2 separate regions of the Homo sapiens genome follow, and region 1 is linked to region 2. Evidence: read pairs that join two places in POLR2A ChIA-PET (ENCODE). Cell type or tissue: MCF 10A. All regions are shown on one strand. Each heading gives the region's core, and the rest is flanking DNA. Links, peaks and the distances in the headings are about the cores only. Region 1 has its middle 30 kb from the start of FAM131C. Region 2 holds the start of EPHA2 (EPH receptor A2).

Region 1 (12,145 bases), core at 2,154-10,153, 52 kb before region 2:
AAATTAAAAAATTAGCCAGGCCTAGTGGCATGTGCCTGCAGTCCTAGCTATTTGGGAGGCTGAGGTGGGAGGATCACTTGAGCCGGGGAGGTCAAGGCTGCAGTGAATTATGATGGTGTCACTGCAGTGCACTTGAGCAAGACCCTGTCTCAAAAAAAAAAAAGAAAAAAGAAAAGAATTATTAGATGAAAGCCTTGAACTTGAATTAAAGTGGCCTTGGATTCGTGGTAGTGTCCCTAAGTGCTTGGTAGAAGCAAACAAAAAACTTGTCTGAAGGGACAATTTGGGTGTCATCATCCTAGGCCTCAAATTATTCTCACAAATAATTTTCAAATACAATGAGCAGGTCAGTCAGAAATAACCAAGCAGGCTGGGCATGGTGGCTCACACCTGTAATCCCAAAGCTTTGGGAGGCTGAGGCAGGCGGATCACCTAAGGTCAGGAGTTTGAGACCAGCCTGGCCAACATGGTGAAACCCCATCTCTACTGAAAATACAAAAATCAGCCAGCGCCTGTAGTCCCAGCTACTTGGGAGGCTAAGGCAGAGAATTGCTTGAACCAGGGAGGCAGAGGTTTCAGTGAGCTGAGATCACACTACTGCACTCCAGTCTGGGTGACAGAGTGAGACTCGGTCTCAAAAAAAAAAAAAAAATTCAATGGGGAGGTGGTTTTCAAGAAATTATATTGGGAAAACTGGATTTTTGGAAAACTGGATTTTTTTTTGAGACGGAGTCTCGCTCTTTCACCCAGGCTGGAGTGCAATGGCACGATCTCGGCTCACTGCAACCTCTGCCTCCCGGGTTCAAGCGACTCTCCTGCCTCAGCCTCCTGAGTAGCTGGGATTACAGGCACACACCACCACACCTGGCTAATTTTTTTGTATTTTTAGTAGAGACAGGGTTTCATCATGTTGGCCAGCCAGACTGTTCTCAAACTCCTGACCTCAGGTAATCAGCCTGCCTCGCCCTTCCAAAGAGCTGGGATTACAGGAATGAGCCACCGCGCCTGGCCAGACTGTCTTTAAAAAGAGGAGAGGAGAAGGGAGAGGAGGAGAGGGGAGGAGGGGAAGAGAAGCAAAGGGCAAAGTGTGGGGGATGGGGCACGGAGCTTCCATGCCCTCCCTGGGTGCGCCCCCCTCCAGTAACCTCCACCTGTTCATCTGTCTGGAAGCTCTCCAGGTCTGGTCCTTTGGGTTTTTGTGGAGGCTTCGTTACGTAGGTATGATTTATTAAAACATTTGCCATCGATGAGCAATTTAACCTTCAGTCCCTCTCTCCTTCCCAGAGGTTGGGAGATCGGGCTGAAAGAACTAACCCCTTAATCATGGCTTGGTCTTTCTGGTGACCAGCCTTAGCCTAAAGCTACTGAGGAGCAGCTAGCCATTAGTCCACTTATTAAAATACACAAAGATCTCACTTTGGGGATCCTAAGCGTTTTAGGAGATGTGTGGTAGGAAATGGAGTTGGAGACCAAATACATGACATATAAATAAAAGCAAAGAAAAAATACATGAATTGCACTTCATCAAAATACAAATACATGTTTCACAGTATCATAGACTTAATGTTTGTGTCCCCCCTGCCAAATTCATAGGGTGAAATCCTAACTCCCAATATGATTGTGTTAGGAGATGAGGCCTTTGGGAGATGATTAGGTCATGAGGATGGAGCCCTCAGGAATGGGATTAGTGCCCTTAGAAGAAGATACACAGGAGCTTGCTCTCTCTGTCTCTCTTCCCTTTTTCTTTTATTTTCTTATTTATTTATTTATTTTGAGACAGGGTCTTGCTCTGTCACTCAGACTGCAGCACTGTGGCACGATCACAGCTCACTGCAGCCTCAACCTCCAAGGCTCAAGAGATCCTCCTACCTTAGCCTCCAGAATAGCTGGGACTACAGGCACATGCTAATATGCCCAGCTAATTTTTTATTTTTTGTAGAGATGGAGTTTTACCATGTTGGCCAGACTGGTCTTTAACTCCTGGGCTCAAGTGATCCTCCCGCCTCAGCCTCCCAAAGTGCTAGGATTACAGGTGTGAGCCACTGTGTCCAGCCTGCTCTCTGCTCTTCCTGCTGTCTGTCCTATTCTCTGCTGTCTGTCTTGTGAAGATACAGCAGGAAGTCATCTATGAAGCAGGCAGAGAGCCCTCCCCAGAACCTGACCATGCTGCACCTTGATCTCAGACTTCGTGAGGAATAGATTTCTGTTTAAGCCACCCAGTCTATGGTATTTTTGTTATAGTAGCCTGAACTAAGACAATATCATTAGCAATTAGGGAAATATAAATCAAAACCACAGTGAGACACTCCTTCACACACACCAAGATGGCTACAACCAAAGACAGACAATAACAAGCACTGTTGAGGATGCAGAGAAATTGGAACCCTTACATTGCTGCTGGGAATATAAAATGGTGCAGTCACTTTGGAAAACAGTTTGGCAGTTCCTCAAAAACCTAAACAAGGCCGGGCACAGTGGCTCAAGCCTGTAATCCCAGCACTTTGGGAGGCCGAGGTGGGCGGATCACGAGGTCAGGAGATTGAGACAATCCTGGTTAACATGGTGAAACCCTGTCTCTACTAAAAATACAAAAATTTAGCCAGGCGTGGTGGTGGGCTCCTGTAGTCCCAGCTACTCGGGATGCTGAGGCAGGAGAATTGCGTGAACCCAGGAGGCAGAGCTTGCAGTGAGCTGAGATCGTGTCACTGCACTCCAGCCTGGGTGACAGAGCGAGACTCCCTCTCAAAAAAAAAAAAACCTGAACGAGGCCAGGCACAGTGACTCACACCTGTAATCCCAGCACTTTGGGAGGCCAAGAGGGGTGGATCACCTGAGGTCAGGAGTTTGAGACCAGCCTGGCCAACATGGTGAAACCCCAACTCTCCTAAAACTACAAAAATTAACTGAATGTGGTGGCGTGCACCTGTAGTCCCAGCTACTCAGGAAGCTGAAGTGGGAGAATCGCTTGAATCGGGGAGGCAGAGGTTGCAGTGAGCCAAGATCATGCCACTGCACTCCAGCCTAGGTGACAGAGCAAAACATCATCTCAAAAACAAACGAACAAAAAAACCACCTAAATCAGTAGTTACCATATGGTCTAACAATGCCACTCCTAGGAATACCCCAGAGAAGGAAAAACAGAGGTGATGTTAACAACAGCAGTGTTCATGATAACCAAAAAGTGGGAGCAACCCCAAAGCCCATACAATGGTGAATGCTAAATAAAATATGGTCGGCTGGGCACGGTGGCTCTTGCCTGTAATCCGAGCACTTTGGGAGGCTGAGGCGGGTGAATCACCTGAGGTCAGGGGTTCAAGACCAGCCTGGCCAACATGGCAAAACCTCATCTCTACTGAAAATACAAAAGTTAGCTGGGCATGGTGGTGCATGCTTGTAATCCCAGATACTTGGGAGGTCGAGGCAGGAGAATCACTTCAACCCAGGAGGCAGAGGTTGCAGTGAGCCAAAACCATGCCACTGCACTCCAGCCTGGGTGATAGAGTGAGACTCCATCTCAAAATAAAATAAAATAAAATAAAATAAAATAAAATAAAATAAAATAAAATAAAATAAAGTCTATCCTCTCAGAAAAAGGACAATTCAAAAGAAAATGTTCATAGTGGCCCACGGTGGCTGCAGTCAGGCACGTGGGTAATAAAACCTAGACCTATCATATAAAGCTGACCTCTTAACTGCACGACTGGAGTTTGTGAAATATTTCACTGAAAGGTGCTGGCTATAAACCTGTTTATCAGATGCAGAAAAAAGTCAAGATGGAATCAGTTGCCCTCCACCAGACCCTCCTCCAGACCCTAAGACGCCTAACATTTCTCTCTACCCGCTCGACGGCATGTTTATCTGCTCTTACACAATAGCGTCACGGAACTGAGACCAGAATTGCAGGAATGCAGCCGTTGCTTCCCACTGCTTCTCCCACTTTTTGTGCTACGCATATCCCTCTGTTAGAAAATTATATACTGTGCCTCACAGAACCTACTTCTGGACACATTCTTGGTCTATACTGTCTATACTGAGTACCTATTATTTCACATTTTGATCAACAATCCATGCAGTGAACATTATTCAGTCATAAAAAGAAAGAATAAAATTCTGATCCATGCTACATGTGTGAACCTTGAAAACATTAGGCTAAGTGAAAGAAGCCAATCACAAAGGCTTTATTTTGAGACAGGGTCTTTCTCTGTCACCCAGACTGCAGCACTGTGGCATGATCACAGCTCACTGCAGCCTCAACTTCCAAGGCTCAAGAGATCCTCCCACCTTAGCCTCCAGAATAGCTGGTCTACAGGCACATGCCAATATGCCCAGCTAATACTGTATATTCCAATTTCGGGTTTTGTTTTGTTTTGCTTTGTTTTTGAGATGGAATCTCACTCTGTCACCCAGGCTGTAGTGCAGTGGCATGATCTTGGCTCACTGCAGCCTCCACCTCCCAGGCTCAAGCGATTCTCCTGCCTCAGCGTCCCAATTAACTGGGACTACAGGCGTGAGCCAGCACCACGCCTGGCTAATGTTAGTATTTTTAGTAGAGACGGGGCTTCACCATGTTGCCCAGGCTGGTCTTGAACTCATGAGCTCAAGTGATCTGCTCACCTCAGCCTCCCAAGGTGCTGCGATTACAGGCGTGAGCTACTGCACACAGCCTGTATATTCCATTTATATGAAATGTCCAGAATAGGCAAATCCTAGAGGCAGAAAATGGATTAATGGTTGCCAGGGTGGGGGACAGAGAATGGGGAGTAGCTTACAGGCTTCATTTTGGGGTGATGAAAATGTTCTGAAATGAGACCATGGTGATGGCTGTGCAACCTCGTGACTATAATAAAAACCACTGTTGTGCCGAGACCAGCTCAGTCAGGGAGAGCCTAACCCAGTGGCACTAGAGGAATTAAAGATACACACACACAGAAATATAGAGGTGTGAAGCGGGAAATCAGGGGTCTCACAGCCTTCAGAGCTGAGAGCCCCGAACGGAGATTTACCTATGTATTTATTAACTGCAAGCTAGCCATTAGCATTGTTTCTATAGATATTAAATTAACTAAAAGTATCCCTTATGGGAAACGAAGGGATGGGCCAAATTAAAGGAATAGGTTGGGCTAGTTAACTGCAGCAGGAGCATGTCCTTAAGCCACGGATCGCTCATGCTATTGTTTGTGGCTTAAGAATGCCTTTAAGTGGTTTTCTGCCCTGGGCGGGCCAGGTGTTCCTTGCCCTCATTCCGGTAAACCCACAACCTTCCAGCATGGGCTTTATGGCCATCATGAACATGTCACAGTGCTGCAGAGATTTTGTTTATGGCCAGTTTTGGGGCCAGTTTATGGCCAGATTTTGGGGGGCCTGCTCCCAACATGTCCCCATTCTTTGATTTGCAAATCGATAAACGCAAAGGCAGCTTTGTCACGGTGAGCTACTTCTCACAGGAATCAGGATCCGCAACTGCAGACTATACAAAGACAAATGACACAGATTAAAAGCACAATCATCATTGAAATCACAGAACTTCCAAGTGTTTGTATCCATTTTCAACTCCTTTAAGCACTCCAGTTCCTGGAATTAAGGTCAGGTGTGCCTGGGATGCTTTAAATATTTGTTCTTTTAATTTTAAAACCTTATGTTAAGCTCCTAGAGTGGGCCATATCATTTGAGGTTGAGGTGCCACTCTACTGCCATGGTTCCAGATAATAGGAACTTTTGCCATACTTCTTATCATTTCTACCATCTGACCATTTTGTTCAGATCATCTGAACATAGTGTGGCCATGGCACGCAGACTGAGAGGTGCAATTCAAGCTAAACATCCCCTTAGGGGACCAATTAATAATGATTCTACAGGAATCGTTGTGCAGCACCTCTGCCTGTTCTGCAATGCAATCTTCCTAAACAAGTAGGTTCATTTTTTCTATGTTTACAAATAGGTCCAATCCTGTTTATAAATAGGTTTTTGAGGGCAGTATGCCTCAATTATAGGAGCAGATTTATTATGGTAAATACTGAGACCAGAAAGCATGTGTAACTGTGTCATAGAGTGATTGCATCCAGGCATTATTGCCAGCCAAGATTGATAAATATACCCAATAAGTATAATTGTTCCCTGTGTCAGCCCTTATTGAAGGAATACTCACGGCAGTGGTGATAACCGCTATCATAGCTACCATTAAATTACTCGTTGTGACTGGTTGTCCCGCTTTCCTCAGGTTTTCTTCTGCCATCTGTGACAGCTTCTTGATCTGTCCTCAGGTGGGTGGCTGTGTTTGACGAGTGTTGCTTGTGACAGTTGGGGTCCTCCTCAGCATCAGTCTTGACATGGCTGCAACCGGGGGGTCCTCGGGATCCTCCCGGAATCTCTTCCTTGGCATCTGGCTCATGATAAGGTTTCAGGTGTCTTGATGGTATCCAAATGGGCTGTTGATTTTGGCCTGAGAAACACAAGCATAACCTCTACCCCAAGTTATTATTTTACCTATTTCCCAACTTTTTCTTATTGGATCTCTCCACCAAATCAGTTGTTCTGCTTCTATCTTTGCAGCTGGTTTCTGTAGATGCTGTTCAGCTACTGATAACATTTGGCCTTTGGGCAGGCTCAAAAAATTTAAAGTTAATAATGCTAGGTTCAATTGCATTTGTGGGGTTCCATACTCTCTGTCTCCCCTTCTGCTTTTGCAACTGCTGTTTTAGGGAGAGATTCATTCTTTCCACTATGGCTTGTCCTTGAGAATTGTATGGGATACCAGTAATGTGTTTAATATTCCACATAGAGAAAAATGTAGCTAGAGCTTGGCTAGTATAGCCTGGGGCATTATCTATTTTAATAGAAGCTGGAATGCCCATCACTGCAAAACACTGCAAAAGGTGACGTTTAACACAGGCAGAAGACTCTCCTGATTGGCATGCAGCCCAGACAAAATGAGAAAAGGTGTCCACACATACACGTACATAAGCTAGTCTCCCAAACGAGGGAACATGTGTGACACCCACTTGCCAAAGGGAGTTAGGTTCCAATCCTCAAGGATTAACTCTTCCTTTACTGTAAAAGATGAGGAATGTACCACTTGGCAAGTTGGGCATTGCTGGATAATAGCTTTAGCTTCTTTCCAGGTAATGCTGTATCTGCATTTAAGACCAGAGGCATTAACATGGGTTAAATTGTGAAAGTGTCTAGCATTAGATATTGCATTAGCGACTAGGCAATCAGCCATTTAACTTCCTTCAGTCAAAGGTCCTGGAAGAGGTGTATGAGCCCTAATGTGAGTGATGTAAAAAGGGTGCATTCTACTTCTAACTGCTGTTTTGCAATTGGGTAAATAAAGTCATCAGTTGTTTATTTGTATGAAATCGTAACTGAGGATTTTCAATTAACTGTGTGGAGTGAACCACGTATGAAGAATCAGAAATCACATTAATAGGCATATCAAAAGCAGTCAATACCTCAATTACAGCTACAAGCTCCACTTTTTGAGCTGAAGTATAGGGCATCTGCAAAACTTTATCTTTTGATCTAGAATAAGAAGCTTTACCATTACTGGACCCATCTGTAAAAACAATGGAAACACTTAGCAGGCCTGCAGGTTGTTTACTGCAGGAACTGTAAATGCAAACTGTTCACAGTCTTGCTCAGCTAAAGGGATAGTAAAGAAACAGTCTTTTAGATCTATGACTATTAAAGTCCAATTTTTTGGAATTATAATGGGATAAGGCAATCCTGGCTGTAATGCTCCCATAGGTTGTATAACTGAATTGATAGCTCTTAAGTCGTTAACATTCTCCATTTACCTGATTTTTTCTTAATTACGAAAACCGGAGAATTCCAAGGGGAAAATGTTGGAGCTATGTGCCCATTTTCTAATTGTTCAGTAACTAATTTCTCTAAAGCCTCCAGTTTTTCTTTACTTAGCGGCCATTGTTCTATACAAATTGGCTTATCTGTTAACCTTTTTAAAGGTATAGGTTCTGGAGACTTAACAATGGCCTCCATTAAAAATGACATCCTAATCTTTGGTGGGAACTTTGTCTTTCTGTTTGAAGTGGTTCTTGCAAACCTTGCAAATTTTTTTCTAGTCCCATACCAGGGACATACCCCATTTCATGCATCATATGTTGACTTTGAGGGCTATATAATTGTTCTGGAATTAGAACTTGTGCTCCCCATTATTGTAATAAATCTCTTCCCCATAAATTTATAGGTACGGAAGTTATAATTGGTTGAATAGTCCCAGGTTGTCCATCGGGCCCTTCACAATGCAAAATATAACTACTTTGATATACTTCAGGGGCTTTACCAACTCCAACTATGTTAAGTTGAGCGGGTTGAATTGGCCATGTGGATGGCCAGTGCTGTAGAGAAATGATTGAACTGTCCACTCCTGTATCTACCAAACCTTTAAATTTCTTTCCCTGAATAGTTATTTCATAGGTAGGATGTTTATCAGTAATTTGATTCACCGAGTAAGCTGCTTTGCCTTGTTTATTTCTGCTTCCAAATCCTCCTATTTGTTTAATTTCACTTTTTCCCATTCCCACATACGACACAATCAGGAGCTGTGCTATATGCTCTCCTGGCTCTGCTTTCCAGGGAACAGAAGTAGATATAACAATTTGAATTTCCCCAGTGTAATCTGAATCAATGACTCCTGTATGTATCTGTACCCCTTTTAAACCTAAACTAGACCTTCCTAAAAGTAATCCTATTGTCCCCACTGGCAAGGGTCCACGGACTCCTGTTGGGACCTTTTGCGAGGGTTCCCCAGGTAGAAGGCTCACAGCTTTTGTGCAGCATAAATCTACTGCAGCACTACCAGCTGTGGCAGGGGACAGACAGTGTACAGGGATGAGGGAGTGGCCTGAGCTGGAAATGCCCCAGTTTAGAATGGGGCCCGGGACAGGCCCCTCATGGCGTTTTCCGAAATCAGGTTCCTTTCTTTATCAAACTTAGAGTGACACTGATTAACCCAATGTTTTCCTTTTTTACATTTTGGGCATATTTCAGGATCAGCAGTTTTCTTTTTTCCCCTATCTCGCAGCCTGACTCGCTGATTTTTTCTACATTCTTTTTTAGTATGACCATGCTTCCCACAGTTAAAACAAGCTCCAGGAAATGGAGTATTTCCTTTATCCACTCTCAGTCCTGCCATTGCCTGTGCCAACAAAGTAGCTTTATGCAGATTACCTCCAATACCATCACAGGCCTTGATACAATCAACTAAATGTCCTTTCCCTCTGATAGGTTGCAGAGCAGCCTGGCAATTGGGATAGCATTGTCAAAAGCTAATAACTGCAGCACTGTATCCTGAGCAGCCGAATATGCAATCATCGTTTTAAGAGACTCCTGTAACCGAGCTATAAAATCAACGTATGGTTCTCTTGGTCCCTGTTTCATAGCACTAAAAGAAGGGTATTGTTCCCGACCTGAAGTGATTTTTTTCCCAAGCTCTAATGCACACTCCTCCAAGCTGTTCTATGGCATCATCCTGCATGACAAGTTGTACATCTAAACCAGCCCAGCCGCCAACCCCCAAAAGTTGGTCTGCAGTTATATTAATTTGAGGTTGGACCTGGGCATTGCAAGCAGCCTGAATGGAAGCTTCATCTGCCCACCAAGTTTTAAATTGTAAGAACTGAGCAGGAGTTAGACAAGCTCGAGTAAGAGTGTCCCAGTCAGTAGGAATCATCCGACTGGAAACAGCAACATTCTTTAACAGCCCCATTACAAAAGGAGAACCTGGTCCATACTGATTTACAGCTTGTTTAAGTTTTTTGAGTAATTTAAAAGGAAAAGGCTCAAATGTAGCTATAATATTTCCCTGTTGATCTGGGGGGTGTATTCTAACAGAGAACTGCCAAGCCTCTAAATCACCCTCTCGTCTAACTTGCTGAATTCCTGCCTGAATAGAACTAAGAGCAGTCACTTGAGGTGCTGCTCAAACAGTCACTGGGGCAACTACTTTTTGCCCAGTGTCCTCTGGAAAAGAAAGATCAGGAGGGTCTTTTTCTTCCAAATAATAAGGAGGGGGTGCAGAAGGGTAAGGATGAACCTCTCCTTCCTTTGCCGTTTAGCTTTAGCTGGTAAATAAACATGCTCTGTAACCTCTTCTGTTACTTCGCCATACTCTCCTTCCTCCTCATCATCAGTGTGAAAAAGTTCCAAGGTGGAACGAACCACACCCCACACTTGTACCACTGTTACCCTGATGCTTCCGAGCTCCCCTTCTTACTCACCACGGGGATTGCTTTAAGAGTACTCGGGTGTCCTCCAGTTAGTTTTCCATTTCAACCATCGCTCTGGTGACCCTTCGACCTGGATTCGAGCCCCATGTTGGGCACCACTTGCTGAGACCAGCTCGGTCCGGGAGAGCCTAACCCAGTGGCGCTAGAGGAATTAAAGACACACACACAGAAATATAGAGGTGTGAAGCGGGAAATCAGGGGTCTCACAGCCTTCAGAGCTGAAAGCCCCGAACAGAGATTTACCCATGTATTTATTAACTACAAGCCAGCCATTAGCATTGTTTCTATAGATACTAAATTAACTAAAAATATCCCTTATGGGAAAAGAAGGGATGGGCCAAATTAAAGGGATATATTGGGCTAGTTAACTGCAGCAGGAGCATGTCCTTAAGCCACAGATCGCTCATGCTATTGTTTGTGGCTTAAGAATGCCTTTAAGCGGTTTTCTGCCCTGGGCGGGCCAAGTGTTCCTTGCCCTCATTCCAGTAAACACACAACCTTCCAGCATGGGCTTTATGGCCATCATGAACATGTCACAGTGCTGCAGAGATTTTGTTTATGGCCAGTTTTGGGGCCAGTTTATGGCCAGATTTTGGGGGGCCTGCTCCCAACACTGTTGTGTATATTTTAAAAGGATGAATATTATGGAATGTGAATTATATCTCAATTTTATAAAAATCCTCAGAGATGATGCTAGCTAATAGGAATAATGGCTCACAGGCCGGGTGCAGTGGCTCACGCCTGTAATCCCAGCACTTTGGGAGGTCAAGGCAGGCAGATCACTTGAGGCCAGGAGTTTGAGACCAGCCTGGCCAATATGGTGGCCCCCAGTAAAGAACAGCAACCAAAATGGGGGAGGGGTCACAGTAGGGACATCAGGAAGTGCTCACCAGGAAGCTGTGGGTGCAAACTGGGCAGCCCTTTCTTTCTGAGATGGGGAGGAGCTTGGAAGTTGGCCCAGAGCTGTTTGCTGACCCCGTTCCCAGCCAGAAGGCCCCTGCCAGCCCAGAGCCCACAGACTATCCCCTTTCATCCCCTTCTGCCCCTCTGCCTGGCATTGGTATCTCCGTGACTCTCCCACCAGCTGCACGGTCCTGTCCCAGTCTCCCCAAAACTTTTTTTTTTTTTTTAGAGACAAGGTCTTGCTCTGTTGCCCAGGCTGGAGTGCAGTGGCATGGTCATAGCTCACTGCAGGCTTGAACTCCTGGCCTCAAGGGACAGCAAGACAAGGACAGGAAAAGAAGTTTTGGGGAGGCTACACATGGAGCCTCATACTTGTAATCCCAGTGCTTTGGGAGGCTGAGATGGGAGGATTGCTTGAGTCCAGGAGTTTGAGGCTAGCCTTGGGGAGAGTGGGGCCCTCCTTAGCTACTCCAGGTCCCCGTGCAGGACTTAGCACAGCCCTCAGACTCACTCCAGTGCTCAACCTACCCTGCTCCACCCAGGGGGCATGAGGAAGGGGCCTGCTTCTTTCCAGGCCTCTCCTGCTCAGCTCTGGGTCTGGAGGAGGGCAGGGCTGTCACAAGCTGCTGTATCCAGTGCCTGGGAGAGTCAGCAGTGACTCAGTGGTTGTAGCCCCACTGAGGTGACTAAGACCTGGGGCTCCCTCCCTACACCTGGATCCCCAAGTCTCCTCATTGTAGGGACCTGCCAACAAGAGCCTTAGCTCCCTGCTGATCTGGAGTGAAGAGGCCCCCCCTTCTTTCTGGAAGCCACAGCTCTGCTGAGAACAGAGCTTCAGGCCCAGAGTGGGGAGGCTTTTCCAGGGAGAGGGAGGGACAGGGGCCTGGGTTGCAGGACGTGCTTTCTGGTGGCGAGACATATATTCAACTCTCTGTGGTGGTTAGAGAGTGAACCTGGTGCTGTGTGGTGGTTAGGGAGTGAACCTGGAGTCAGCCCGC
Region 2 (11,444 bases), core at 1-8,000:
TGCCATTGGGCACCTCCCACTGATCCACCCCAGGTTCTCTGCCAGGCTCAGAGGCCATAGACAAAACCTAAGACCCTAGGTACTGTCCCCACTCTATTTCCAAGTAAAGTCCAGGTAGCTGCCAATAAGTGCTACCCTCCCTAGAGGGTAAGGAGATAGGAGAAACCGGGGCATAGAACCTATGCAAGATGGATTCAGAGGGTAAAGCCCTAAGGTGGGGGTAAAGAAACCAAGTCAATGCTTCCTTTGGGCCCTGGAGCATGAGGGATCTGCCTCAGAAGCCCCATTCCTCAAGGCCAGGACCGGAGAAGGACTCAAAGGGTGGACAGAGCTCCAGGCAGGCTGGGAGCAGGGATGGCCTGGTTTGTGGAGATGGGAGCTGGGCTCTGAGGGTGGTCTTGAAGACCGCCTCCTGAAGTGACATGGCCCTCCTACCTGGGCTGAAGGCCCCCAGGCTGGGGCGTGAAATGCTGCCACCCCCACTACTGACCGGGGCCAAACCTCTCTAGGAAGGGTCAGGCAGCCCAGACAGGCAAGAGGAAATCCAATGTGACACCGGCCCCATGACAGAGGCTGTGGGGATAGGGGAGGGTGGCTGGGGGCAGCGGGGTGGGCAGGGGCAGGGATTTGTTCAGACATGCCCAGGGCCGGGGCTTTGAAACTCACTAACCCCACTAGCAAATGGAATGTTCCAGCTACACAGGAAGGAATCTGGAGGCTCCTGATTTCAGCTGGGTGGGTAGAAGGACAAAGGTTCCTCACAGTCCTGCAGCCCCCCCTTAGATTGACAGGAGGCTGAGGTCTGTGCCCAAGTGAGAGGGCTCACCGCTACCAGGCTTCTGAAGGGTTAACCTGGCATGGAGGGCCCTCCCTTTCCAGCCTAGGCCTGGCTCTAGAAGTAGCACAGGGCTCAATCGGAGAAGAAAAGAAGCCCTCACACAGGAAGGAGCCCCCCCTGCAGGGGTTTCCAACCCCGGCCCCCTCCCAGGGAAATTCCCTCGAACCAACCACCAGGAACAGGAGGCGCCCAGCGCTGGGTCCCTCCGCCCTGACGCGGGCGCGGCTCTTTCCCCAGGTTCTTCCAGGGACAGAGGCTCCCGCTTCTCTGGAAAGGGTGGGAGCCTGGGAGCCCCTCGGCTGACCCAGACGGCTTCCTGGAGAGGCTTAGGCTAAGCAGGGCTTATCCATGAGCTCTCTATCCCCTTACCTTCCCATTTCTGGGGGGAAAAAAAAAAAGCAAAAAACACCTCCTTCTTTGCCATGAGTTCCACCGTAAGTGCCATCTTTGTGGGTCCACATTGCTCCACAGCTTCTTCCACAAATGCAGGACTGCCACCCACTCCCGGTCTCCGGTCCTTCTCCGCAGCCTCCGAGGCTGTGGTTCCCTCCCCGCTTCCCCCATTCCTCTCTAACCAAGACTAGCTAATCCCTAAAGGAAGCAGGGAGGTGGGGACTCTGGGGAAAACATGAAAGAAAAGGGAAAGGGGACAGAGGGCAGACTTGGCCCCGGTAGAACCAGAAACCAAGGACTTCCTGGCACTCTCCAGCCCTCTTCCCATCAGCAGCACCCCAGCTCAGCACCCCCTGCCACCCGCCCAGGCCCCTGCCCAGCTATGCCTGCTTCCCAGGAAAATCTACCATGACACCAACCACAAAGCAGGCAGGGCCTTGGCTCTGGCAGCCAAGAAGCGGGATGCTCAGGTCTGGTCCTCTGTCCAGAAGGCCCTGGTTGGCAAGGGCTCGGGCCTCCCTCAGTTTCCCCATTTGTAAAAATGAGGGCAGATTCAGTGGCTGTTGATGACCTAACAGGAGCCACGTGGGCAACCAAGTATAGCCTAGGGGTGAGGGGGCAAGAAAGAAGTCTGAAGCAGCCTGGGGGTAGGTGAAAAAGGCACCTGTGTCCTCCTGCCTGCCCCCTAAGCCACCCCCAGGCAGACCCACCACATACAGCCTGATTCCCAGGAACTGAAACCAGCAGCTGCCAGCTAGGCCATCATGCCCACCCCCACCTAGGCACACTTCTCTAGGGACTCTTTCACGGGGACTCAGAGTCGAAGCAAAAATGTACCCCCACCCCAGTGCAATACACAAGCCTTTCCCCCTGCATCCCATGGGGTGTGGGGGTGGGGTTTAATCACACAGGCTGGGGAGAGGTGGACACAGGGGACAAGGACAAGGCAGCTCCAGGCTTCCAGGCCAGCTTGGGGACTGCAGCAGCAAAGCACCCGCCTAATCCCCCACCCCCCCATGGGCAGCCGAGGAGAAAGGCCTATAGTGATTCCAGCTGTCTCTCCCCTTCTCTCCAACCACAGTCCCCCAGGAAGGGGGAGGACCAAACGTTGGTGGGGCGGATATTGAGGGTGGCAGAAATCCTTGCCATGAGCTCCTGCAACCAGAAGTCCCGGTTGAGACCCCAACCCGGGCCCTGTCACTCCAGAGACTGAGACAGGATGCCACCCCCAACACCTGCCACTGCCCAACGGCTCCAGATCCGGCCTCTTTTCCTCCCAACACAGAACAGCAAAACCTCCAAACCCAGTTTGGGAGGCAGAAAAAGAAGGAAACAGGCCGGGGGTGGTGGCTCATGCCTGTAATCGCAGCACTTTGGGAGGCCGCGGCGGGTGGATCACCTGAGGTCAGGAGTTCAGAATCAGCCTGGCCAACATGGTGAAACCTCGTCTCCACTAAAAGATGCAAAAATTAGACGCGCCTGGTGGCGGGCACCTGTAATCCCAGCTACTAGGGAGGCTTGAGACAGGAGAATAGCTTGAACCCGGGAGGCAGAGGTTGCAGTGAGCCGAGATTGCGCCATTGCACTCCAGTCTGGGCAACAAGTGCGAAACTCCGTCTCAAAAAAAAAAAAAAAAAAAAAAAAGAAGGAAACTTCTCACCGGCCCAAGTTTCCTCCCGGCTTCCCCCTTGTGGAGCCTGCGGAAACCTCGCTCTGCCCAGGCAGGAGGGGAAGCCTTGCCCTCACTGTTGGAAATTGAAGCTGGCCTGGGCTGGGTGGACAGGAAGGTCTTCGGCCAGGGCAGGAGCCCCCATCCTCGCCCTGACCCTAGCGGAGGGACAACACCCCCACCACGCACCCGCTGCGCCATGAGCAAAGTCTGCGGCCCCTCACTCGGCGCGGCTCCGGGAACACTGGGGCGGGGGTGGGTGATTCAGTCCCCCACCCCCGGGTGTCCTGACTCCCTGGTGGCCCTGGGCTGACAGCTCCACACCTTGGGAGGCCGCACCCCCACCTGCCGCATTTCCTCGTTCTGAGTCACCCTTGCTCAGAACGCTTGACTTTGGGACTTCCTGTCCGCACTCGCGGCCCCTAACCTGCCCCGGGAGCCCGGGAGTGCGGCTTGGGAAGGAGGGAAAGGAGTGTGTGAGCAGGGATTGGCCCGAACCTATCTCCACGCTCTCCCCCGGGACTGGAGGTGAAGGGGGGCGTGGAGAAAATCTCAGGGAACAGGGGCTTCGACAGGGGGCTCCCGCCCGCCCGAGCCCCCTCCCCAAAATGCGAGGCCTGCACAGTATGCCTTCTCCGCAAAACCTCGGCAAGCGGGTTAGTGAATTCAGGTCACTAAGAAGCTGAGCCCGCGGAAAGCTGCCCAAACACCCCCTTCTCTAGGGGACTCCCCACGCCCCCCGCCGGGACGCGTTCCCGAAGTCGCCGCCTGGACTGCAACCGCGTGGCCTGCGCCGCGTCCTCTTCTCCGCAGCCTCCGAGGCCCGTGCGACCAAGCTGAAACCGCTTATTCTCCGGAGCCCCTATGACCCCGGGTGGGGGCCAGGGCTCGCCTCGATCGCAGCCCGTGCGCCCTCCGGACTCCAGTTCGCCGGGACTGGGCGACACCAGGTAGGTTCCAAAGTTGCGCGCGTCAAGGAGCGCCGGGCTCTAGGGGGCACTGGGGCCCGGGGGCCAGGGGTCCAGACGCCGCGCGCACTCACCTTCCTTGCCCTGCGCCGCCGCGGCCGCGGCCAGCGCACAGCCCCACAGCAGGGCGAAGCAGGCGCGGGCTGCCTGGAGCTCCATGCCGCGCTTCTCGCTCTCGGTCCGATCCCCCCGAGCCCGGCTCCCGCACACCCGCACGCCTGCACGCCGGCCTCGGTGTCCGCTCCCGCCCGCCGGCCTGCGCGCAACTTCTGCCCCTCCTGCCCCGAGTCCTTAATGGAAGTTGGGTGAGAACCGACTCCTGTTCATTCATGCCCTGCGTGACGTCACCAACGCCCGCCCTCAGGAATGTCTTTAAAGGGGCCGGGCTGGCACCCGGAGGAGAGGGAGGGGAAGTCCGGAGGGGTTTGGAGGAGGACCTTGGGGCCCTCTGGACTCGCGGGCTCCCCGCAGGCCTTCCAAAGTTTGAGCGTCTCAAAGCGCCAGCGCCCCTACGGATTAGCCCCCAGGGATCTCTGAGCCTGGTATCCTCGGTGGAAACGTTTAATGGTTTTGCGCTGAGCCATACCCATTCTGCCCTTCACCTCTGAGACTGAGCTCAATGCGACTGAGCTCAACGCTGGCCTGAAGGTCTGAGCTGAAATGGATTGGGGGTCCAATAAGCAGTTGCCTCCTAAGCAGCAGGCCTGAGAGAGTGGCCCAGAAATAGACCTGGATGCCCTCCTTCCTAAAACCCTTGAAGAGTATATCAAGCTGCTGATGGTCAAAAAGAGTATCTCTGTTCAGAAGCCTATAAGCCTACTATGATCTGAGAATAGGTTCATTTCCTCTGGGAATGGATCAGACATGCACTATCTTATTTATTAATAATTCTCATCTGGGAGGCAGGGGTCATCATCCCCATGTTACAGAAGAGGAGACTGAGGCTCCAAGAGCAGAAACAACATGCCCAAAGGGTGCACAGCTCACGGGTAGTAGAAGCAGGATTTGAATCCTGGTGGTCTCTGCTTGAACCACTGCTTCTTTTTGGGGAAGGGGGCAAGGGGCACCCCTGGCCCCCGACCCTGGCATGGGTTGATAGGTTTTGACAGTTTGGAGGACACCTGCCTACCACCTGCCCCTTGATAAGGCCTCTTCACAAAACTTCCTCAGACATGAGCTCATCTCCCTTCCTGACAGAAGCGGCTAGTGTGAGTGAAACAAACGGGAAATTTGCTCTGGCCCGCCTGCCCAGCCACCCACGGCTGCCTGTTGGCCAATCACCATTTGACCAGTCCAGGAAGAGCAACTGTGGCAGGCCTGATTTCCTGGGAGGCCCCAGACTCCCTTTGCCTACCTCTTCCTCTCTGACCCCATCCTCGCTTTGATGCCCGGGACCTGCTACCCAGGTACGTGGGTCTTCTCTGCCGGATGTGGACATCTTGGCCTCTCGCCTTGGTGCCTACTCTTGGGAAGCGGGTCCAGACATCTCTCCTGCAGGAAGAGAGGAAGGGTTAATTACAGGCGTTGGGGATAATTAAAGCCTTTGACCAAGAGGATGGGAGGAGAGCCTTGGTCCTCTGAGAGCCTGTGAGTGTGCAAGTGCCTGTGAGAATAAGTGCATGTGTATGAGGGTGTGAGATTTTGTTGAATGTGCATTCGTGTGTATAGACATGAGAGTGTTGATGTATGTATGACTGTGTGTGAGTGTGTGTATGGACATAAGTGTTGTATGTGACTGGGCAGGGTGGCTCAGGCCTGTAATTCCAGCACTTTGGGAGGCCGAGGCAGGCAGATCATTTGAGGTCAGGAGCTCCAGACATGCCTGGCCAACATGGTGAAACCCCGTCTCTACTAAAAATACAAAAAAATTAGCTGGGCGTGGTGCCACTCACCTGTAATCCCATCTACTAAGGAGGCTAAGGCAGGAGAATCACTTGAACCCCAGAGGCAGAGATTGCAGTGAGCCGAGATTGCGCCACTCACTGCACTCCAGCCTGGGCCAGCAAGACTCTGTCTCAAAAAAAAAAAGAAAAAAGTGTTGGTATATGTGTGTATAAGTGTGTGTGCATGGGCATGAGAGGATTTGGGTATGAGTGTGTGTCTGTGTGTGTTTTTGTGGATTGTGTGGATGTGTCTAGATGTGTGTATGAGTGTGCATGTGGGTGTGAGAGATTTGTGTATGAGTGCATGTGAGTGTGGATTTGTGTATGCATGTATTTGTGAGTGTGCCATACTTCACAGTAGATGTGGAGTCAGCCCATGAGTTTCTGAACAAGTTATTTCACTTTTCTGAGCCTCAGTTTGCTCCTGGAAAGATGTAAAGCCTATTTAGGAGAGTTACTGTAAAGATCAAATAAAGTCATGCATGTAAACCACAGGGGCCAGGACTACAGAAAGCACGCATGAAATCTCAGCTGTTACTGGGTTACATGCGGTTCAGCAACAGGAAGCCACATCCGTGGAGAGCAGGGCATGTGTTGTGCCCAGGGCTCTGTGGACAGGCACATGGGGTGTGTGGATGAGTGTGAGCATGTGTGTAGTACGTGGTTTGGATAAGTGTTTTGCATGTTGTATTGGAGCCTCTGGGCTAGGGACACTGGCGTGTGTAAGACTCCATGTGAGTTGTGTGGAAGCCACTGCTTGTACATGTGTGTTACATGCCACTTGCAGGCTCCATCTGTCAGATGTGTCACTAGAGGACACACTGCAGGAGGACAGGGATGTTTGTAGAAAACAGACAGTGCCTGGGCCAGGCGCGGTGGCTCACGCCTGTAATCCCAGCACTTTGGGAGGCCGAGGCAGATAGATCACTTGAGGTCAGGAGTTTGAGACCAAGCTTGTCATCATGGTGAAACCCCGTCTCTACTAAAAATACAAAAATTAGCCGGGCGTGGTGGCGCATGCCCGTAATCCCAGCTGCTCGAGTTGGAGGCAGGAAAGTCGCTTGAACCCAGGAGGTGGAGGTTGCAGTGAGCCGAGACCGCGGCACTGCACTCCAGCCTGGGTGACAGAGCGAGAGCCAAAAACAAAAAAAGAAAACAGACAGTGCCTGATACATACTAGATATTCAGCAAGCCTCCGCTGAATGAATGAACTAATGAGTGAATGACAGTGTTGCGAGTTCTGTGTTGCGTGAAAGTCTCTGTGTGTAGTGTTGGTTGGTCCTTCTGGTGGCAAGTGTGGGTTTCCATGTGTGGCCTCAAAAGGTTGAATCCAAGCACACACACGGCAGGGGTGCAGGCAGGCCCTGATGGCTGTGGGGCGTGTGCCCAGCAGTATGTGCACAAGTTGGGGGCTGAGAGCATAGGGCAGGGTGTTGCTCATCTGCAGCATGTGACGTGAACAGAGGCCTATGGAAAGGAGTGGTATGTCAGGTGGTGGCAAGAGGGTGTTCCACCTGGCTTTTCCCTGGCTTTTAGTCACCCATTTAATGACACACCCTTCCCTCTTTTCCTGTCCGACTCAGAGTCTTTCCCGCTCTAGGTGACTGGGTGCTAAGGAGGAAAGTTCTTCAGTGAGTCTTATAAAGCGGCACCAAAACGCGGTATTTATAGTGACATAATCAGCCCTAATGGAGATGGAATTACCCCATAAAGGCCCCAAGGAGCCCTCAGGGCCTCAGCGCCACTGCAGCAGACAAGGCTCCTGTACAGGCAGGTGGAGCCCGAGTGAGTGTGTGTTTGTGTGTGACTGCCTCTCCTGCCAATCCCTGCCTCCGGCCCACCAGCCTGCTTAGGGGCCCACCTTTGCTAGGACTTAGCTGGGGCTGGGTACTGGGGGCAAGGAGATGACAAAGGTGAATGCTGAAGCCATGGCCTCACTTACCCCACCTTTGATCTGTGCCTGCCTTTGGCCAAGAGCATCAGAAAAAAAATAATGCGGCCTGGGCAATACAGTGAGACCCCATCTCTACAAAAGAAAAAAGAAAAAAAATTAGCTGGGCATGGTGGTGAGCACCCGTGGCCTCAGCTACTCGGGCGGCTGAGGAAGGAGGATTGCTTGAGCCTAGGAGGTCAAGGCTGCAATGAGCCGTGATTGCACCACTGCACTCCAGCCTAGGCAACCAAGTGAGACCCTGTTTCAAAACAAAATTTTTTTAAAAAAAGAAAAGCAAAGAAAAAAACTGTAGCCAATACTTATGAAGCACTACTATGTGCCGGGCCCAGTTCTAGGCACTTATCTGTACTGATCCACTTAGTTCTCATGACACCTTCAGGGAGGTGGCCACTGCTCCTGCCCACATTTTGCAGAAGAGCAAATTTGGAAGTAAAATTTGGAGCTGGCATTCTGGCCCAGACAGGCTAGATCCAGCGCGCACTCTCATGGGTACCTGCCTCAACCATTGCCTCTGAATTCCACTGAACCTGGAGAGCAGTGCCCCGTCCTGGAATGTGCCAACTCTCCGCAGCTGGGATCTTTAAGGTCAGTCTAATTACTACCTCTTGGGTGAAACCCCCAGGGATCAGGCCCCCCCTAGAGCCCCAGGGGCCTCCATGCTACATGCCTACCAGCACCCTGCTCTCAACCAACTGAACTCTTTTTTGTTTTTCAAAGCCTCTGAACTATCTTCTCAACTAGACTGTAAATCCCTCAGAGGCAGGGTATGAATCCAGCAACAGGTAGAACAGTTCCCCACACATTCTGCTCAATAGATGCTAATTTTTTTTTTTTTTTTTTTTTTGAGACAGAGTCTTGCTCTGTCCCCCAGGCTGGAGTGCAGTGGCGCAATCTCAGCTCACTGCAACCTCCACCTCCCGGGTTCAAGTGATTCTCCTGCCTCAGCCTCCTGAGTATCTGGGATTACAGGTGCACGCCACCACACCTGGCTAATTTTTGTATTTTTAGTAGAGACAGGGTTTCACCATGTTGGTCAGGCTGGTCTTGAACTCCTGACCTCATGATCCGCCCTCCTCGGCCTCCTAAAGTGCTGGGATTACAGGCGTAAGCCACTGTGCTTGGCCTTAGATGCTCACATTTGATGGTGACATTCTAAATTAGTTTCCTCCATTCATTTCCTTTTTTTTTAGACGGAGTCTTGCTCTGTCACCGAGGCTGGAATGCAGTGGCGCAACCTCGGCTCACTGCAACCTCCACCTCCCGGGTTCAAGGGATTCTCCTGCCTCAGCTTCCCTAGTTGCTGGGATTACAGGCACACACCACCATGCACAGTTCATTTTTGTATTTTTTAGTGGAGATGGGGTTTCACCACGTTGGCCAGGCTGGTCTTGAACCTCTGACCTCAAGTGATCCTCCCACCTCGGCCTCCCAAAGTGCTGGGATTACAGGCGTGAGCCAGCACGCCCAGCCCCCTCCATTCATTTCTTTTTTTTATTTTTTATTTATTTATTTTTTAGACAGAGTCTCCTTCTGTTGCCAGGCTGGAGTGCAGAGGTTCGATCTCGGCTCACTGCAACCTCCACCTCCTGGGTTCAAGTGATTCTCCTGCCTCAGCCTCCCGAGTAGCTGGGACTACAGGCACGCGGCACCACGCCCAGATTTTTGTATTTTTAGTAGAGACGGGGTTTCAGCATGTTAGCCAGGATGGTCTCCATCACCCTCCCAAAGTGCTGGGATTACAGGCGTGAGCCACCACACCCAGACCCCTCTGTTCATTTCAATCCACATTTCTTGAAGGCCTGCTCTATGCCAGGCCACTTCACCTCTGTAAACTCATTTAATCCTCTCTAGCCCTGGAAGGAAAAGCTAATATTGCCTCCATTTTTGCAGAAACAACGTGAGGCTCAGAGAGAAGAAATGACTAAAATTACACAGCTGGTACATGGCAGAGGTGGAACTAAAAAGTTAAGTGTGTCTACCCCAGAGCCGAGTAGACCTGCTCTTTTTTGAACACTTCCTGGACTTTCATGCCTTTGTCCCAGCTGTGCCCTCTCCCTGGATGCCCCTTCCATCTGGGCAGCTCCTACTAGACCTGCCTTGGCATACATAACACAGGAGAACGGATTGCCAAAGGGTAGGAGAGTGCCTGGTCTATAGTGTGCGCCCAACACAGATTTGGTGAATGAATGAACACTGGGTCCAGCAGACCTGGATTCTTCCATGTAACCCACTGTGTGGCCTTGGTGGAGCCATGCGGGTGCAATAATCCTGGTTTCCACCCTTCAGGGCTGCTGCTGGGACTCAGTGAGATCATCATGTATCTAATGCCCTTTGCTCAGTGCTGGGCACACAGTCAATGCGCATTGAATCTTAGCTATTGCTACCTTTACAATCAATCAAAAGTCACTTCTGAAGAATAGACAGGGCTCCCCCAGGCCAAATAAATAATTCCTCCCGGGACAAACCCCAGCTCTCACTCCCTCCTCTTTAGGCAGGGGGCTCCCTGAAGGACAGAGACCCGGTTTTATTCCATCTTGCCGTCCCCCATGGTGCCGGGCATACAGTGGTGCCCAGTAAACGTGTGTGTTGCACAAACATGCGGTAACTAGGGCCCCATCTTTTTCAAAAGAACACACTCCCCAGGTGCAGCCGCAAAGAGAGACTGTTCAGCTGTTCAGGTGAGGTTTTGGGGTGAAACTCGTCTGAATAATAGTTTTACTGAACACAGCCTCACCCCCAACAAGGAGGCAATTTGAGGTGGGGGTGGGGAGACTTAAATGTGGGCTCCCGGGTTTTAAAGGGGGTAGCGCGGGAGGAAGCCCCCCAATAATTGCGGGGCTTCCCCCACCCCCAGAGCTGGATTAGAGGCTGCGCCACTTCCTTTGGGGCTCGCTCGCGCTTCCTGGGAGCCTTTGATGTGGGTTCTTGGTAGATCCTGCCCGCGGGGCCTGGATGCGGGCGGAGCCTCCGGGCAGGGCGGGGCCTCAGCCTGGGTCCGCACTGGGGAGGCGGCCACCCGGTAGCTTGGGCGGGTTCCGCCCACCTCCCGCCTGTATTTACAGCCCCCTTCCAACATCCCCGACTCCCTGAGGGCGCCCCTCATTCTGCTCGGCCTTGCCTTCCCCATTCGGCCACATCCTCCTCTCTCCCAACTCAGCTTCGACCCCCAAAGCCTTTCCCTAACCATCGGAACCACAGGCTTTTCTCCGGCCTCTGAGTGCCAGTCTTCAACTAGGTGTCTTTTAAAAAATCAAAAAGCATCTCATCCTACGGGATGTGTGTGAAAAAATAAAAATAAAATAAAGAAAAAGGGGGCCGGGCGCGGGAGCTCACGCCTGTAATCCCAGCACTTTGGGAGGCCTAGGCGGGCGGATCACCTGCAGTCAGGAGTTCGAGACCAGCTTGACCAAACTAGAGAAACTCCGTCTCTACTGAAAATACGAAATTAGCCGCGCATGGTGGCGCATGTCTGTAATCCTAGCTACTCTGGAGGCTGAGGCAGGGGAATCTCTTGAACCTGGGAGGTGGAGGTTGCAGTGAGCCGAGATAGCGTCATTGCACTCTTGCCTGGGCAATAACAAGAGCGAAGCTCCATCTCCAAAAAAAAAAAAAGAAGAAAGAAAAAAAGAAAAAGATAGCCCATCGCTCCTCCATTGCAGACCCAAAGGCTGTCAGCTGAATGGAAGGTGCTTCCTCACGACCTTTGGGATAAGTAAATTTGAAGTAATAGAAATAGCCA

What was found. Peaks named below come from ENCODE experiments on the same cell type or tissue, not always from the same donor. Only the 100,000 strongest peaks of a DNase experiment are listed, where the experiment ranks them.
Region 1: POLR2A ChIA-PET joins it to region 2 with 10 read pairs; 8 of 35 experiments call an interaction of 5 or more read pairs at or near these places.

What each region holds. Positions count from the first base shown.
Region 1 is chr1:16,097,956-16,110,100 of GRCh38, forward strand. No RefSeq gene overlaps it. Among named protein-coding and RNA genes, the nearest start is that of FAM131C, 30 kb to the left of the region's middle. In MCF 10A, for the core only: no CTCF peak of the experiment used is centred there; a DNase peak (open chromatin) is centred at 6,946.
Region 2 is chr1:16,151,906-16,163,349 of GRCh38, forward strand. It overlaps EPHA2 (EPH receptor A2), which reads right to left and starts at 4,164. Exons shown (of 17, transcript NM_004431.5): 1 at 3,943-4,164. The coding sequence starts at 4,027. EPHA2-AS1 (EPHA2 antisense RNA 1) reads left to right here and starts at 3,310. Exons shown (of 3, transcript NR_187275.1): 1 at 3,310-3,850; 2 at 5,066-5,274. RefSeq lists enhancers at 10,140-10,668, 10,521-10,590, 10,529-10,823, 10,669-11,196, 11,197-11,444. In MCF 10A, for the core only: a CTCF peak has its summit at 2,920 (motif pointing left); DNase peaks (open chromatin) are centred at 2,946, 3,256, 4,206, 5,116 and 1 weaker place.